2 separate regions of the Homo sapiens genome follow, and region 2 is linked to region 1. Evidence: read pairs that join two places in POLR2A ChIA-PET (ENCODE). Cell type or tissue: PC-9. All regions are shown on one strand. Links, peaks and the distances in the headings refer to the core of each region. The heading gives the core; the rest is flanking DNA.

What was found. ChIA-PET counts read pairs that join two places held together with the same protein. Peaks named below come from ENCODE experiments on the same cell type or tissue, not always from the same donor. Only the 100,000 strongest peaks of a DNase experiment are listed, where the experiment ranks them.
Region 2: POLR2A ChIA-PET joins it to region 1 with 17 read pairs; 3 of 35 experiments call an interaction of 5 or more read pairs at or near these places.

Annotation. Positions count from the first base shown.
Region 1 is chr20:48,873,477-48,876,387 of GRCh38, reverse strand. It overlaps a transcript of PREX1 not described here. Among named protein-coding and RNA genes, the nearest start is that of ARFGEF2, 47 kb to the left of the region's middle. In PC-9, for the core only: no CTCF peak of the experiment used is centred there; no DNase peak of the experiment used is centred there.
Region 2 is chr20:49,036,460-49,039,370 of GRCh38, reverse strand. It overlaps ARFGEF2 (ARF guanine nucleotide exchange factor 2), which reads right to left. Exons shown (of 39, transcript NM_006420.3): 39 at 2,678-2,911. It also overlaps the pseudogene SNAP23P1. Among named protein-coding and RNA genes, the nearest start is that of CSE1L-DT, 8.1 kb to the left of the region's middle. In PC-9, for the core only: no CTCF peak of the experiment used is centred there; a DNase peak (open chromatin) is centred at 1,220; H3K27ac peaks cover 448 bases.

The DNA.
Region 1 (2,911 bases), core at 106-2,605:
CATCTTTTATGTTGCATTGGGTTTCATTTGTGTCCTCCAAAGGGCGGATCCCACAGACAGAACTGTCTCCAGAGGGCTCTGGTTGGCTCCCGTCCTGCCCACCTGAGGCTGGGTGGATGAGAAAAACACTTCTCCAACCTCAGTCTTAACAGCAGTCTTGGGTGGGAGCCTGCTGGGGAAAGAACTTCCTGACCCCTGGACTGGGGATAGGATTACAGGATCTATCACCCCCATCTGCCACCTTGGCCTCCCCAAAAGTCGTGTGTTTGTGTGGAGGGAGAGGAGGAAGGGCCCCAATGACTCACTCAAGTCCCTTGGGGTGAGAGAGCACAGGAGGTGAATCTGCCAAGTTATTACGAACCATCTGATCAGGCCACTCCCTCGTTCCCATGTCAGGCATCGGAGGCTCTGCATAACCAACCCCCAGGTGAACGGTCCAGCATTCCCCTATGCCTTTCTCCTCCAGGAGCCTGAGCTTGAATCCTTCCCAGTCTCTTCTCCACACCAGCTGGGCATGTTCCAAACACCCCGCCTTGGCCTTTGCTGTGCCTTCTGCCCGTCGTCCCTTTCTTCCCAGCCTTGCTTAGCAATGTCCTATTTGTTCGGCTCACCTGTCGCCTCGTGACACCCTCCAAACCCAATCCCTCCCCACTTCTTCCCTTACCCTGCACTGAAACACGTCAGACTTCTCTCCTGTGCCTTTTTCAAACTCCATTAAAGGGCTTCTCCAGTTTTGCTATTTGAAACACGCTTTTGAGAACTTGAATGTTTAGCTGCATACCCAGATTCAGTCCCCTCCAGAGTCATCACACAACGTACACAATACTGATCGCGGCCCTGCTTCTAAGCCACTTACCGCCCTGACTGTGCCCTCTTAGATGCCCAGGAAGCCACTCTTCTGTGGTCACTCTGGCACCAGCTTGTGGTCATGTCACACCTTTCCCTAAACAGCTTAGCTCAAGTCCCTGCACAGCCCAGCGTCTGCCAGCTGCTCAGCCTTCTCCTTTCCTCCTCACAGTCATCCTTACCCTGCTGCCCTCCTTTCTGTGTCTACAATGCCCAGCCCTCTCCAGCTTCAATGCTTTCGCACCCGCCGTTCCCTCTGCGGGGATCTCTCTTCCCTTGTTCTTCAGCTGCTTCCCACTTGGCCTTCAGGTTTTGGCTGGAATGTTCATTCCCCAAGAAACCTTCCCTGACACCCAGTCTGAATGAAGCCCCCTGAGCGCACACTCATGTCACACCGGATGCTGCTGAAGACTGTAGTATTTGTCACTGTTCCCACTTCATGTGAGAGTACGTTCTTTCTCCTTTCGCTCAGTCTTACCCATTTTCTGGGAAGATGGCTAAGACCTGTGTCCTCCCCAAACTCTGATCAGGGATACTAGCTTCTGGCTGAGCTCTCTGTCAAGGGACAGCTTTGAGACAGACAGATAATAAAACTCCCCATGGGTACCCAAGGCTTACACTAGCACATCCCACCATCTTTTCTTTTCTTTCTTTTTTTTTTTTTGAGACACAGTTTCACTCCCGTTGCCCAGGGTGGAGTGCAGTGGTGTGATCTCGGCTCACTACAACCTCCACCTCCTGGGTTCAAGTGATCCTCCTGCCTCAGCCTCCCCCGTAGCTGGGACTATAGCCGTGTGTCACCATGCCCAGCTAATTTTTGTATTTTTAGTAGAGACCGGGTTTTACCATGTTGGTCAGGCTGGTCTCAAACTCCTGACCTCAAGTCATCTGCCTGCCTTAGCCTCCCAAAGTGCTGGGATTACAGGTGGGAGCCACCATGCCTGGCCACATCCTGCCATCTTATTAAACTGCTTCAAGAGAGGCTCCTGGTTTCTTTGGCTTAATTGTAAGTGACCTGAGGGTGAAGGTCTTTCCTCCTCTTCATCATGTCTCCCAAACTCCCGCCACAACGCTAGTCATAGTGAACACTCTCCTAAATCACACGACACCACCCACCCCCTACACACACACACACACACACACACACACACACACACACACACACACACGGACACCCCTCCTCTGTGGTCCCAAAGGATAAATGTAGGGGGCTGATAACAACAGGTTTTGTGGTGCAACCTCTTGTGCTTTTATAGAGGCAGCTCACTGTAAATCAAAAGAATTTTTGGAAAGTCGTGGGTTCGAATTCTGGTTCAGCTATGTAAGAGGTGGGTGATCTTGGATAAGCATTTTAACCCCAGATTCCTCATTTATAAAATGGTGACCCCAAATGCCTAATTGTAGAGTCCATATAATAATTACATGACTAGATGCTTATAATTGTCAGGTACAAATACATGTAGAATGATCTCATTGTATTAAGTAAACGTTTCTGACCTGGGTGTGGTAGCATGCCTGTAGTCCCAGCTACTCGGGAGGCTGAGATGGGAGGATTGCTTGAGCCCAGGAGGTAGAGGCTGCAGTGGGCTGCGATTGCCCCACTGTAATCCAGCCTGGGTGACAGAGCAAGACTGTCTCGGCACCAAGGGGGCAAAATAGCTTTCTCTGTGTGTAAACGCCTGGGAAAAGTGTTTACCTCTAGGGAGTAGGGGGAAGATGGTGGGATGAGGAGCATGGTGACGTATTTTCCGCTGTTGTTGTGCTTTTATATTTTCTTGCTTGAATTTTTATTTTTTTAATTTTTATTTATTTATTTTTTTTGAGACAGAGTCTCGCTATTGTCATCCAGGCTAGAGTGAAGTGGCACAATCTCAGCTCACTGCAACCTCCACCTCCAGGGTTCAAGCTATTCTCCTGCCTCAGCCTCCCAAGTAGCTGGGATTATAGGCGCCCGCCACCATACCGGCTTTTTTTTTTTTTTTTTTTTGTATTTTTACTAGAGACTGGGTTTCACCATGTTGGCCAGGCCGGTCTTGAACTCCTGACCTCAGGTGACCTGCCCGTC
Region 2 (2,911 bases), core at 273-2,772, 160 kb before region 1:
AGAGGCGGGCAAATCACCTGAGGTCAGGAGTTTGAGACCAGCCTGGCCAACATGGTGAAAGCCAGTCTCTACTAAAAATACAAAAATTAGCCAAGTAATTTTTTTTTTTTTTTTTTTTTTTTGAGGAATCTTGCTCTGTGGCCCAGGCTAGAGTGCAGTGGTGTGATCTCAGCTCACTGCAACCTTGGCCTCCCAGGTTCAAGTGATTCTTGTTCCTTAGCCTTCCAAGTAGCTGGGACTATGGGACTACAGGTGTGTGTCACCATGCCCAGCTAATTTTTGTATTTTTCGTAGAGACAGGGTTTTGCCACATTGGCCAGGCTGGTCACAAACTCTTGACCTCTAGTGATCTGCCCGCCTCAGCCTCCCAAAGTGCTGGGATTACAGGTGTAAGCCACCACACCTGGCCCATGCCTGATAGTTTTGATTCATCATGGATAATCTGTCATTAAAAGAAATTCAGGGCCAAGTCCAGTGGCTCATGCCTGTAAATTCCAGCACTTTAGGAGGCTGAGGTGGGAAGATGACTTGGGCCTAGGAGTTTGAGACCAGCTGGGGCAACGTAGCAAGACCCTGTCTCTACAATAAAATTTAAAAAAATTAGCTGGGCATAGTGAGGTGTGCCTGTAGTCCCAGCTACTGGGGAGGCTGAGGCAGGAAGATTGCTTGAGCCCAAGAATTTGAGGCTGCAGTAAGCTATGATGGTGCCACTGCCACTGCACTCCAGCCTGGGAGCCACAGCAAGATCCTGAATCAAAAAGAATTCATCTGAGGGTTCACCAAGTTGCTGATGAGTCTCTAGAAAGTACAAGGAGAATCCTGGGTTTAGCCATTGAGTCTCAGGATGCAGGAATCAAGATCATCACAATACTGGATAAACAAGGGGAACAACTCAACCACATAGAAGACATGGGCCACAAAAATACAGACATGAGAGAGGCAGAGAAGACTTTAACAGAACTTAACAAATGCCATGCCCTTCGTGTCTGTCCACATAATAGAACAAAGAACTTTGGATGGCTTGGGCACGAGAAATTGAGGCTGCAGTCAGCTGCAATGAGGCCACTCACCCCAGCCTGGGTGACAAAGCAAGATCACGTCTCTTAAAAAAAAAAATTGGAAACATTGACAAAGACAGCCAAGAAGAAGGAAGCTGTAGAAGTGTTTTTTGTTTGTGGTTTTTGTGGTGGAGGGAGGGACAAGAGATAAGAGGTTAACCTCAGCAAAAACCTAGCTGGGCATGGTGGCACGTGCCTGTAATCCCAGCATTTTGGGAGGCTGAGGTGGAAAGATTGCTTTCTTTCCACCTGGGATGTGGAATCACACATTCTATGCACACCTATGAATCACTAAGACTTCAGAAGTTAAGCTCCCTTTAAGAAAACTCATTCTTTTTGGAGCAGAGGTTGCAGAACTGTGATCCCTAACAAAAATACTGTGTATAAAAGCTCCAAAACGAAGTATTAGCTTAAAGTGGCAATAACTACAACTTTATAACCAACTAAATCTTTACCGTGGCTATGCAACTTTTTGCTTTGTGGCCAGAAGGTTTTTTTGGTTTTTGTTTTTTTGAGACAGGCTGTCACCCAGGCTGAAGTGCAGTGGCACAAACAAAGCTCACTGCAGCCTCGACCTCCTGGGCTCAAGCAGTCCTCCCCACCCCAGTCTCCTGGGTAGCTGGGACTACAGGCGTGTGCCACCACACTTGCTATTATTATTTTGTAGAGATAGGGTCTCACTACATTCCCCAGATTGGTCTCAAACTCCTGGCTTCTAGCAATCCTCCCACCATGCCAGACCCTAGACTTAAAAAGTTAGAATTGGCTGGATGTAGTGGCTTACACCTATAATCCCAATACATTGGGAGGCTGAGGTGGGAGGATCACTTGAGCCCAGGAGCTGAAGACCAATTTGGCCAACATAGTGAGACCCCCATCTCTATTTTTAAAAAAAGTTAGAATTTATTGTGTTACTAAAAGTGATTTGGAAAATTATACCTTTAGTTTAATTATTGGGGAATTACACTGTCAGTCTCTTACCCTTGTGTATAGAACTATGTCCAGAATCAAATTTATGTAGATCCTAAACACTGTTATGGGAATCTGATTAGTATTTGTCACATTGACTTAAAAATTAGCATCTCAGTTGGCGTGGTACTCACACCTGTAATTTCAGCACTTTGGGAGGCCAAGGTGGGAGGATCACTGAGGCCAGGAGTTCAAGACCAGCCTGGGCAACATGGTGAAACCCCAACTCTACAAAAAAATACAAAAATTAGCCAGGCAAGGTGTCTCACTACTGGCCCTATAGTTCCGGCTAATCAGGAAGCTGAGGTGGGAGAATTACTTGAACCAAGAAGGTTAAGGCTGCAGTGAGCTGTGATTGCACCACTGCTCTCAGCCTGGGCTACAGGGCAAGACCCTGTCTCAAAAATAAATAAATAAATTAGCATCTGAATATTTCAAAGCTGTCAATGTGTACTGGCTGAACCAATAGCCACTACTTGATCCTTACAATTACATTTTGTAACTAGCAACAACAAAGTTAATAGATTCAAGAGGCATATAAAGAATCTCATGACTAGAATTTTCCCCCTTTCATTGGTGAGGGACATAAACTGACCCAAAACTACGGCTTGATATATGTTTTTTAAATTACTACACATTAGAAACAGCTATACTTTTTAAAATTTTATTGATGTACCACCTGATCAAAGCATGGGATATTTTAATAGTATTATACATAATATTTTTACATAGAAAACTTTACATAGCATTTCATATTATATAATTCTGCTTATTCTTTCAAAAATTTATACATCCATTGGGCAAGGAATGGTTTTCATTAAATTACCAATATTAAATGCACTTAATCATTGTGTATAGGTTAAACCAAAGTAACTATTAACTAA